Regions from separate parts of the Homo sapiens genome. Here region 1 is linked to region 2. The links are chromatin contacts, found by Hi-C or POLR2A ChIA-PET in ENCODE. All regions are on one chromosome and are shown on one strand. The core of a region is the stretch at or near the end of the contact, and the rest is flanking DNA. Distances in the headings are between cores, read along the strand shown.

What was found. Hi-C counts contacts between places; a loop is a spot of excess contacts on that map. ChIA-PET counts read pairs that join two places held with the same protein, here RNA polymerase II (POLR2A). Pooled maps may share reads with other maps.
Region 1: POLR2A ChIA-PET joins it to region 2 with 15 read pairs in OCI-LY7. The contact joins two enhancer-like sites. A Hi-C loop is called at or near these places in 1 of 50 pooled maps. POLR2A ChIA-PET finds 5 or more read pairs at or near these places in 2 of 52 experiments (OCI-LY7 and activated T-cell).

Annotation. Positions count from the first base shown.
Region 1 is chr6:139,077,746-139,083,115 of GRCh38, forward strand. No RefSeq gene overlaps it. Among named protein-coding and RNA genes, the nearest start is that of ABRACL, 52 kb to the left of the region's middle. Within about 2 kb of position 2,951, at least 3 of the 41 ENCODE cell types and tissues checked have a DNase peak (open chromatin) inside an H3K27ac peak, as active enhancers do.
Region 2 is chr6:138,815,211-138,820,762 of GRCh38, forward strand. The region is part of intron 4 of ECT2L (epithelial cell transforming 2 like); the gene reads left to right. Among named protein-coding and RNA genes, the nearest start is that of ECT2L, 22 kb to the left of the region's middle. Within about 2 kb of position 3,686, at least 11 of the 41 ENCODE cell types and tissues checked have a DNase peak (open chromatin) inside an H3K27ac peak, as active enhancers do.

The DNA of each region.
Region 1 (5,370 bases), core at 1,701-4,200, 260 kb after region 2:
AAAATTAGCCAGGCATGGTGGCGGGTGCCTGTAGTCCCAGCTACTTGGGAGGCTGAGTCAGGAGAATGGCGTGAACCCAGGAGGCAGAGCTTGCAGTGAGCCGAGATCATGCCACTGCACTCCAGCCTGGGCGACAGAGCGAGATTCCGTCTCAAAAAAAAAAAAAAAGTCCCCAAAGAGCTGAAGTGTTAATGTACTTTCCAAAAATATGTGAATATTTATGTGTCATGATACAGGGACTCTACATATAACACAGATAGGAAACCCACTTTCTATTCAACTCAGTGACACCTGAAATTGCATGAATAGAGCTGTGTATAATAACTGTGTATCTCTAAGTTTTAAAGTCAGAAAAACTGACTTTTAGCTAGGTGCCACTAGTCACTTAGACAAATGACTTTCGGTGAAATTAATAAGTATCTCTGAGCTGCGCTTTTCTCATGTGAGAAATAGTGATAATAATACTGTATACCTCGCATCATATAAAGTGCGTAGCAAAGTGTCAGGCATGGAGAAAGTGCCCAATACTTAGGAGTTGTCTTCTATTCTCCATATATACTGATGGGTTCAGAGAAAGGGACAATGGAAAGATCATGAGGATACCAGCTTCTGAAAAGAGAAAGGAGGAGATGGAAATGAAGATGCCTTGGAGATCACAACAGACCGGCCAGGAGTGGTGGCTCATGCCTGTAATCCCAGGACTTTGGGAGGCCAAGGCGGGTGGATCACCTGAGGTCAGGAGTTTGAGACCAGCCTGGCCAACATAGTGAAACCCCGTCTCTACTAAAAATACAAAAATTAGCCGGGCGTGGTAGCACACTCCTGTAATCCCATCTACTTGGGAGGCTAAGGCAGGAGAATCGCTGGAACCCAGGAAGTGGAGGTTGCAGTGAGCTGAGATCACACCATTGCACTGCAGCCTGGGCAAGAGAGTAAGACTATTTCTCCAAAAAAAAAAAAAAAAAAAAAAAAACCAGATTACAACAGACACCACAGAAATACAAAGTCCCAGGAGTTGTAATGGTAAGAACTGGTAACATTATATGTGTTTCTAATTTCTATTTCTAGTTTGCCAGATTTTGTCCTAGGTTCAGCTAGTCATCAGCTTTTCTATTTGTTTCTGCATTAGTATAAAATACAAATATTAAGGTACAAAATAAGCTTTTATAGTGAAGCAATCCAAGTACACAACGGCTTGAATAAGACAGCAATATAAATCTGTCACCTGACAGTCCAGAATTAATCAGGCCAGTACCAGTGGGGTGCTCTGCCATTCTCAATAAGTGTCTTCTCTTTCCCAAAGCTCATTTCCCAGGCAGCAGGAAAGGGGAAAGGGTGGGGAGCACACACCCCTTCCTTTTGTGGGGCACTACAAAGAGACAGAAGTCACTTCTATTCGCATTCCATCAGCCAGAATTTACTAACATGACAATACTAAACTGTAAGGGATGCTGAGAGATAGATTTGATACTGTGGCAGTCATTGTCCCTTAATGGATTTTAGTGGACAATTAGTCTCTACCACAGTCCCTCCCTCTTGCTTTCCAAATATGCATACTCCTCACATACTGAATGCATTCACTCCTTCCCTGAAGGAGACAATCCAAACACCCTTCCAGTGACTAAAACCAACTCAGAGTCCAAGATCTCTGGGTGGTGTGCCATCCTCTCCGGCAGGGCTGGAAGTGGATCATTGGGTTTGCTGGCCCATAAATGAATAGAAAAGTGTTATGTCCTCCACCCCACACCCAAAATACATGGAGAAGTAGGAATGGGGTAATTTCCATAAGTATCTCATTTAGAAAAGCAAAGAATGGGAAGCACATGGCAGTCATTAGTTAATGGGAATTATGAATTCCTGCTAGGTGGGAATAGGGAAAACTTGAGTCCTGGCAATGAAGTGAGGTCCTTGATTAGGCCCTAGATCTGCTTCCTGGAAGGAGCATTCCTGTCCACTTTCCTCCACAGCTCATGTCTTTGCTCTCTTGGTCCACTAGCCTCACCGGGGGGGTGCTGGAGAGTGTGCCCTTCCTGTGGCAGACAATCCTGTTAGTGCAACATTAAAGGCTTGGGTTGCTTTAAAGGTCCAAGAACGTATGGATCTGACACCCTGGGGAGGTACTCTTCCTGAGACTGCTACTAGAGCCGTGAGTTCAAGAGTGCAGCTTTGCAGCTGTGTTCCAGCGGTCAGGAAGCTGGAATCAAGGCATGACCATTGCTGCTCAACTGCCCTCCACACCTAGGAAGCTGAGAACAGGAACTGGGACATTGCTGCAGAAAAAAATGACCAAAACATTGGCATCAATATGGCCTCCATCTCATTTCTCCCTTCTACTTCTCCCAAGATTCATGTACTGGGCAGAGTACAATGCATATCCAGAACCCGAGCTGTAAGGGGGTTTGGAAAGATCATTTTTAGATGTCCAATCTTTCTAATCAGAAGGAGGAGGGGTTGCATGTTGAGGTAGCCAACTCACAGTCTCCATCACAAGGTTTATAAAGGAGTGTCTATTTTGATAAGTAATTTCACTGTGAGTTTCAGTGATGTTGATTTAGGAGATCTTGGTGTCCAGTTAGAAGGACTTATGTCCTATAACTTGGGGGAAAAGTGGTTTTGTTTTGTTTTGTTTTTTGGAAAATCCCAGAGCCCCTTTGTGAATGTCAGCATGCAATAGTTGATGCCCCCAAGGCCTCCAGCAAGGGCAGGCAATATAGATTGTGCCAACACAACTCTCAAGGGCCAGCATTGACTGAAATGGCAAAATAGGGAAGGGATTAAAGAGACCCTGGCACTTTCTCATCAATCTAGGGACAAATGAGAACTTCTTGGACCTACTCTGGGGCTGAACTGGAGTCATTTGCTTTTTTCCAGATTAATGGCAAGATGACAAATGGCATGTCTGGTTTTGTAGCCTTAATAACACCATCTCCCTGTAATAAATATAGTATCATGACTGTGGTGGCTGGCGCTATTGGCACAGTGACTCACTGTGAATGCTATTATTAACACCACAACCCTTTACAATGAAATCTGGGTAAAGAAGTTGCCTATTTGTCACTGTAAAGTGGTAATATACTAAGTGGTAATTTTGTAGGCTGAAAGGGGGAAAAACTTAATTCAGCTTCCTGTGCACCTCACCATTAACCATGGTTTGGAGTTAAGGAATTATTGGACTCATTTGCTGTTTGTTTTTCATGAGCCACATTTAAACAATGAAAACAAATCTGATTGTTAGTACTATGCCTTAAGAAATTTTCTGCAACACTGTAAAACTGTATAAATGATAGGTTATGTATAATAAAAATACCGTCATATTTTTTGGCTTACTATATGTAAGTGTTTTGAATCTAGAATGAAGATTTCTTCCCAGTAAACTATTTGGTGAGACCCTGCAGTTTGTTATGCTCTGAGTATCTGATTCTCTCACTCTCTCTCTTTAACACACACACACACAGATGCACAAACACACCTTTTATCTTTATCTAGTTTTGGGAGGCCAATATCACTTGATAGTTAAGGTTTGGACTTTGGAGTTAAGCTCCATTGTGGCCTCATTCTGAGACTTGAAAGTTATTTAACTCCTCTGAGCTTCAGCTGTCTCACTGACAATTATTGTTATAGGACCAGCCTCTTGTTGTTGAGGAACTACGTGAGATAATGTCTGCAAAGTGCTTAGCTCAGAGCATGGCATATAGTAAATGCTCATCAAATGTGATTCCTTTTATTTTTAGCCATGTTGTGAAATGTTATTGTACTAGACTTGTGTTTAAATTTTTAAAGAGTTCATTTTGGAGGAAATGGCATGAGTAATAAGCATATGTTATTTATCAGAGCACTCGTAACTATATCACGACAAAATAACAGAAAAATGGTATTTACTATCAGCACCAGAGTTCAAGTCTGTATTTTATAGCTTAACTTCGATGCTTAAAATAGCAGCATCAGCTCTTTTAGTATATTGTACTTATATTAACTATATTAAAAACTACATTACATAATTTATAACATGGCGATAAAAATGTGTAACCTATATGCAAGGGGGCAGAACATGAAATAGTAAAATAATTTTTAGATACTATAAGGGTTTTCTGCAGGAAAAGCAGTTGCAAGCCTGGTTGCAAAGCCTGCATATTAAATGCAGATCTTTTTGTCCCTTACCCTGAAGCTGTGGAAGAGATCTTTTCAAAGGGGATCCAGGAAGCAACTATAGAGAAAAGAGCCATCTATTCCTAAGGAACTTAATCCTCTCCACCAAAAACCACAGGGGTGGCAGAAATGGCTCTTCTAAGCATGATGTGAGCACAGATCCAAGATTCAGGAAGACAGTAGGAGCATGAGAGCTGACAATTAGAGTGAACAACAGACACCCAGGAAGAGACCAGGTGTCTACTGAGCCTGGTAGTAAGGATGGACTAGAGGGTGCAGAGAGCCAGAAAGGGGTTACTGACCTTGTGGTACTGGAGCCAAGGTGCGTTTCCTTGGAAGATCGTCTTCAGGTGTTGGTGGGCACAGAGAAATCACTGGTTTGAGAAGGCAGAGCAAAGAACAAAAAATTACAGAACAAATCAGGAGTCCAAAAATCTTCAGGACCTGACAGCGAAGGATCCTGCACTCAGTGACGGGTTTAATACTGTATATGAATGAACACAAATGCCAACAGTGATAGGAAATGGGATATAATAGCCCTGCAGTTACTATGGTCACCTGATGGAAGGCAAAAAGCCTAAGGAAATTGCAGGGAGAATCTTGCGAAGTCAGAACTACTTCAAAAGAGTAATCTGGCAAGGTCAGGCCTAGAAGTGGGGAAAGGGTGAGGCTACGGACTGTGACAAAGACAAGGCTCTGGCCCTGCTCACAGGGCTAGAAACATTTACCAGTTCTTTAATGAAAAAGCATGTACAGACTGCATGGAAACCACCCCTGCGTGTTACTCCTTATAAATAGCAGGACACGAATATTTATCCAGGCTAAGAGCAGAGCAAATCCGTAGCATAGCCTGGATTCTTCCCAATTAATCTCTTTATACTCTCAATCTCCAACATAAAGAATTCTATTCCGTTGTTATTAAAGAGGAAATTGAATGAAAATAAATAACTGAATCTCAATAGACCAAGAGGACCATTTGCTTGAAAAAATAGCCTGATTAAATTGCAGTTTTAATAAGAGTGCATGTTTTGGAGTCAGCCAGATTCAGGTCTGAGACCTATCTCTAGCACTAAGTGGAGGACTGTGAGCTCATTAATTAAACTCTACTGGCATGAATTCCTCCTGTGAAAATTGGGAACAATGATGTCAACCTTGCAGGTTTAAAAAATTTTAAGATTAGGCCGGGTGCAGTGGCTCACGCCTGTAATCCCAGCACTTTTGGGA
Region 2 (5,552 bases), core at 2,436-4,935:
ATTAGCCAGCTCTAGATTGGAAGGTCACAATACCTGAGTTATTAGATACTTTACTAATTAGCATAGCAAATATCAGACATTATTCTCAAAACAACCCGTGGCTTGTTAACCAGCCAGATGAATGTTAGAAACGGATTCTCTTTCGTGAAATTCAAGATATGTGTGGACTGACCGAAATATTCTAGAGAGCCCTCCAGCTTGCCTGGGTGTGGTTGAAGAATCCAGCCAGGCTGGTAGCAGGTACGTGGCAGGATGGTTTTCCAGCCCTCAATGCCAGATAAAAAGCCTTATGTTAGTCTGGAGGATTTCTGGTAGCCCGAGGCCAACAATGAGGGTAAAAATAATAGAATACTATTTCTGAAACATTGTCCTTTTGAATGAATCTTTTGCCCAGAGGAGAAAGAGCTGGGACTTCATCAGTCCTACAGAGGAGACTGTGTGAAGTTGTTTGGGCTTATTTACTAATGTTTGTTTAGAAAAACTCTAGGTATGGCATCATTTGATGTTAGGTACTTTCACTAGAACTTGGTGGTGAGGTTGCAGGAGAGGGTAACCTTCGGATGTCTTAGATACCCAGCAAAAATATCTGAGAGTGGTGCATGATCAAATTGGCATATTTTAGGTGGAGTACTTGCTTCCTGTTCTTTCTTACATGTTTTCCTGCCAGTCTCTTTTGATCAGCCATTTTTTCTCTCCTCCTCACCTGTCAGCTACTCCTGCATCTGTGGGTGCAAAGCAGATTGTTAACGGACTCTCCCCATGGAGTCACTGGAAGGAGACAGGCATCTTCCTGGCTCTGTTGAAAGAGGCTGCAAAGACAGGGCACAGATAAACAGGCCCTTCAGTCAATGTTGAAAAATCAGGGGGAAGACATTTTATGATAGTCATTGGCTATGTTTCTTTTTACTCCAACTTTGCAGCTTTCAAGATAAGAAAATAACAGACCAGACCTCACATTTATAACCACTTTGTGCATCATGTTCTAGGCTCACGTATCATAAACCAGGCAATTTTAGTTGTGACCACTGGAGGTCATTAGAGATCTTATGGTATATTTTGAAGCAGCTTAACTCAGGCCTGACTTTTTGTCACTGGAAATTGCATCCTTTGTCCGGTAACTGAATTCTTTTTTCTGTGAGACAAGAATATAAAACTAACCTGTTCAGTGAAAGTACTTTTTTTTTTTGTTTGTTTGTTTGTTTTTGGATAGCAGCAGCATTTCTTCAGAGAGCAGACTGTATTTCATAGTTTCATGAATGTTAGTATAAATTTCCTTTAAACATTTTTTTTTTGAGATGGAGTCTTGCTCTGTCGCCCAGGCTGGAGTGCAGTGGCGCGATCTCAGCTCACTGCAAGCTCTGCCCCCGGGGTTCATGCCATTCTCCTGCCTCAGCCTCCTGAGTAGCTGGGACTACAGGCGCCCACCACCACGCCCAGCTACTTTTTTTGTATTTTTAGTAGAGATGGGGTTTCACCGTGTTAGCCAGGATGGTCTCGATCTCCTGATCTCATGATCTGCCTGCCTCGGCCTCCCAAAGTGCTGGGATTACAGGCATGAGCCGCCGCGCCCGGCCTAAACATCTTTATTGAGATATAATTCACATACAATAAAAATCACCCATTTACGGGTACAATTCAGTGGTTCCGGTACATTCACAGAGTTGTGTGATCATCATCACATGTTAAGTTTAGACCATTTCATCATCCCACAAAGAACCCCCCTACCCATTAACAGTAACTTCTCATCTCCATCCCTCTAGATCTGGGCAAACACAAATCTGCTTTCTGTCTCTATAAATTTGCCTATTCTGGACTTTTCGTATAAATGGAATTAGACAGTATGTGGTCTTTTGTGACTGGCTTCTTTCACATATTATAACGTTCTCAAGGTTCATCCATTTTGTTACACATGTCAGTACTTCTTTCCTTTATTGCCAAATATTATCCCATTGTATGGATGTGCCATATTTTATTTATCCACTCCTCAGTTGATTATTGTAAATAATTATTATAAATAGTGCTGCTATGAACATCTGTGTCCAAGTTTTGCATAGAGATGTTTTATTTCTCTTAGCTATACATATAGGAGTGGAATTGCTGGGTCCAATGGTAGTGCAATCAATTTTTAATTATTAAGCATTTCTTTTGGATCATTTATTCCTGTAGTCTTGCTTACCCAATAACTGTAAATAAATTAATAAATGAAAGAAATTAGTATTATTTGAATACTTGAAATGTTTATATGTAAGCTAGGCTATATTTGTGCAATACCTTTCTTTCAAGGTAGAGAGGCCATTGTTTTAGATGGTTTTATAATTTCCAAATAATTTTGTTTTAATTCAGTCAGTTATAAACAGGGTATTGCAATATTGGTGGAAACTGTCAACACAATTTTCTTTTAAAAAATTATTCATAATCTCTATGAGATATATTCAAATATCTTAGAGTTTTCTTTCCTGGCCTAATAAGTATTCCCTAGTAAGTTTTAAGATGATTTCCTAAGTGGAATTTTATGATATTTAAGACATTTTTTAAAGGTTTAGCTTCTTAAACCATCCCTCTGGCAAACTAAAATGTCCCTTCTCCTGGGAAGACTTCTCTGCTGGTCTTTCATGCCTAGCAACTTTATACCTCAATTGTGGCTTTTCTTGGTATGTTATGGCCCCGTGTCGTCCACATGACTAATGGTTTCCAGTGATGTCTTTCCCCTACCACTTGACTAGGTTGACCTTTCCTGTGACTCCTTAAAGGAAACTGGGCTGCTTGTGTCTGTTACACTCAGAGAAACCCGTGAGGAGTTTGAATCAGTCCCCTTGCCACACTGGTGGAACCGGTTTTGAATTGCCTCTGCTTAGTGCCTGGTAATTCCTCAAACAAAGGCCTTTGGTTCCAGAGCCAGAGCTGCTCAAACTTGCAGCTTTCCTGGATGGGTGGGGCAGCATTCATGCAACTGCATTCCCTAGAGGGGGAATGCATTGACCCAGGTGTGTATGTGCGTGTGCGTGTGAGATCATAAACAGCCCATGAAGGATTCACTCTCGTCACTTGTCTCCATCAGAGCAGACTTGAAATGGGGTTGGAGGGCAGAAAAATATCCACCAAGGTGTATTAAGAGAGAACAGCCCCCTCTCCCACTTCATTACCCCCTCTTCCATTCTTCCCACGCAGCCTGTGAGGGCTCACTTGAGGACGTCTGTCTCAGCTGTGATCTGTGAGGCAATCTGGTGTGCAGTTTTTCAGAGACAACATACTCCTAGGTTAATTTTAAATATAGAGCAGCCATGTCACTCTCAGTTACTGAATGTCCATTTAAAAGGAGAGTATTTCTGTGTGGAGATGGTAAAGAGGTTAAAGAAGAAAACATCGAATGAAACTTGCTGAAGACAGTAAGGCGGACGTTACTGAGAACCTTGGAGATAGCTACAGGGACTGCTGCATGGGGTCACGGGAGAGAGATTGGGCTCAACTTCAAATGCAGCATGGGCGGATAGCCAAGGAGCAGGATGGGGCTCAATGGATGGAAAATTACTCGAGGAAACATCAGGGGTAAGCGGGGATCTGAATACACTGACCCAACAGGACTCTCGCTGATGACAGGCCAGGGTGCTCAGACAACACCTGGGGGAGGGTGGAGGATGAGGAACCTGACAAGATATCCGGGGGTGGGGGGTTCTTCCTAAACTGACTTAACAGGGCTCTTTACTAAAGCAGAATTTTATAAGGAAGTGCACAGGTGGGCCAAGGGGAAGTTTCAGAAGCTTGACTAAAGTTTGGTCAAGCAGAGAATCTTTGTCAGAGAGGAGAGGGGAGTATTCAAAGTGAAAGTGTACACTTGTATCTAAAACGACTGTTTTCTAAATATCCAAGGCAAGTCTGGAAATTTGAGTCATCTTCACTTCCTTCCCCTTTGCCCAGTATTCTGCACATGTTCCTGCCCTTCTACCTGCATGGGCTGGTTAAGGATAACTGTATGAAATATTAGCATTTGCAATTGGGATGGTTTTTAGAGGTGGATGATGCTTAAAAAAAAAAAAAAAAAAAGGAAATCATTGCGTTTTAAAAGGAAGGGAGAAAGCAGAAAGCCAAAGCTCTTTTTTTTTGTGTGGATGGAGGGAAGGTTATTGGCCTATATTAGGCAACATCCACTGGCTTGAAGTTCTCACTCCCATTTTGTGAGTGTGTGGAGCTGCTCTCCCCTCCTTTCTCATGTTGAGCTTCTCTGTCTACCGCTTGACACCACCTGACACTATGTGACATGCAGGACTTGTTTATTTGCTGTCTGCCTACCCCATTAGAATGATGGCTCCATGATAGCAAAGACTTTGGTGACTCTTTTCATCTCTAGCACTTAGAGCCATACCAGGCACATAGCAGCCACTCAATAAATGCTTGTTGAATGAATTCAGATATCTAAAGCACTCCTAATTCCAAAAATGACAAAAAGATAATCAGAAAAAAATTTTCATTTGGTAGCTCTCTAGGAGGAAGGAGTTTTTCAAAATATTCCAAGTTTTAATTAAAAAAAAATTAGCCGGGCGTGGTGGCGGGCACCTCTAATCCCAGCTATTCGGGAGGCTGAGGCAGGAGAATCGCTTGAACCTGGGAGGTGGAGGTTGCAGTGAACTGAGATCGCACCATTGCACTCCAGCCTGGGCTACAGAGCAAGACTTCATGTACCAAAAAAAAAACAAAAAACAAAAAACCAAGTGTTAGAATATAGGAGATTACTAATACTTTGCATAATTCAAGTTTTCATTACTTAATTCAAGGTGGCTGGAGAAATCTTTCCCCTTGTCTTTCTTCAATTCCTGCTTACCGGGTTAGACACTGTTGATTACTGGCCCAGCCAAGCCATTCCACATTCCTCTCCTTCTTCCTGACAGAAACCCTGATTTCCACCCCCTACAAGGCATTCTATGCTTCAGGAGTGGCTGGTAAGTAACCCCCACCCTACCAAGGGTGGGTCAGGGTTGGACTAAATTCATCATGATCACTGCCTCCCCTGGATGGTGTCTGCTTTAGGAAAGGGCGTGTAGATATTAATTCTGCCCAGGGAGACATAAGGGTGGAGAGTCTTCTTCTTGCTGAAAGAAACTTAAACAAGATTTGAGGATGAACGTCTTTTCTTCCATCCTGCTAGCTGTGGTGACTGTTGTGTGAAGACCAATGCTCACTGCAGTTAGTCATTTGAGAACTATTTTGGGACAAGCCCGAGGACCAAAGTAAATGGTTGAGGATGGCAAAGTGAAAATATAAAAAATCCTTGGCCCTTGATAACATCATTGATTCCTTGAATTTGCTAAATCTGAAGCTGCCGTTAATTGTTTACAGTGAAAGGAAGAAAAATAGGTTGAAAATGGTCCATAACAGTCCATTTATCTAGTAGTCACTTCTCTGGTCATCTCAACTCTCCAAATTTTATCTGAGAAACAGGAAGGAAAAAACAAAAAGCAATTAGCAGTGAAACAGATTCCTTTTACACACAGGAGAAAGGCCTTCAGACTCTCATGCATAGTCTAAGTATTTAATTAATTTGGGTCTTCAATAAAGTG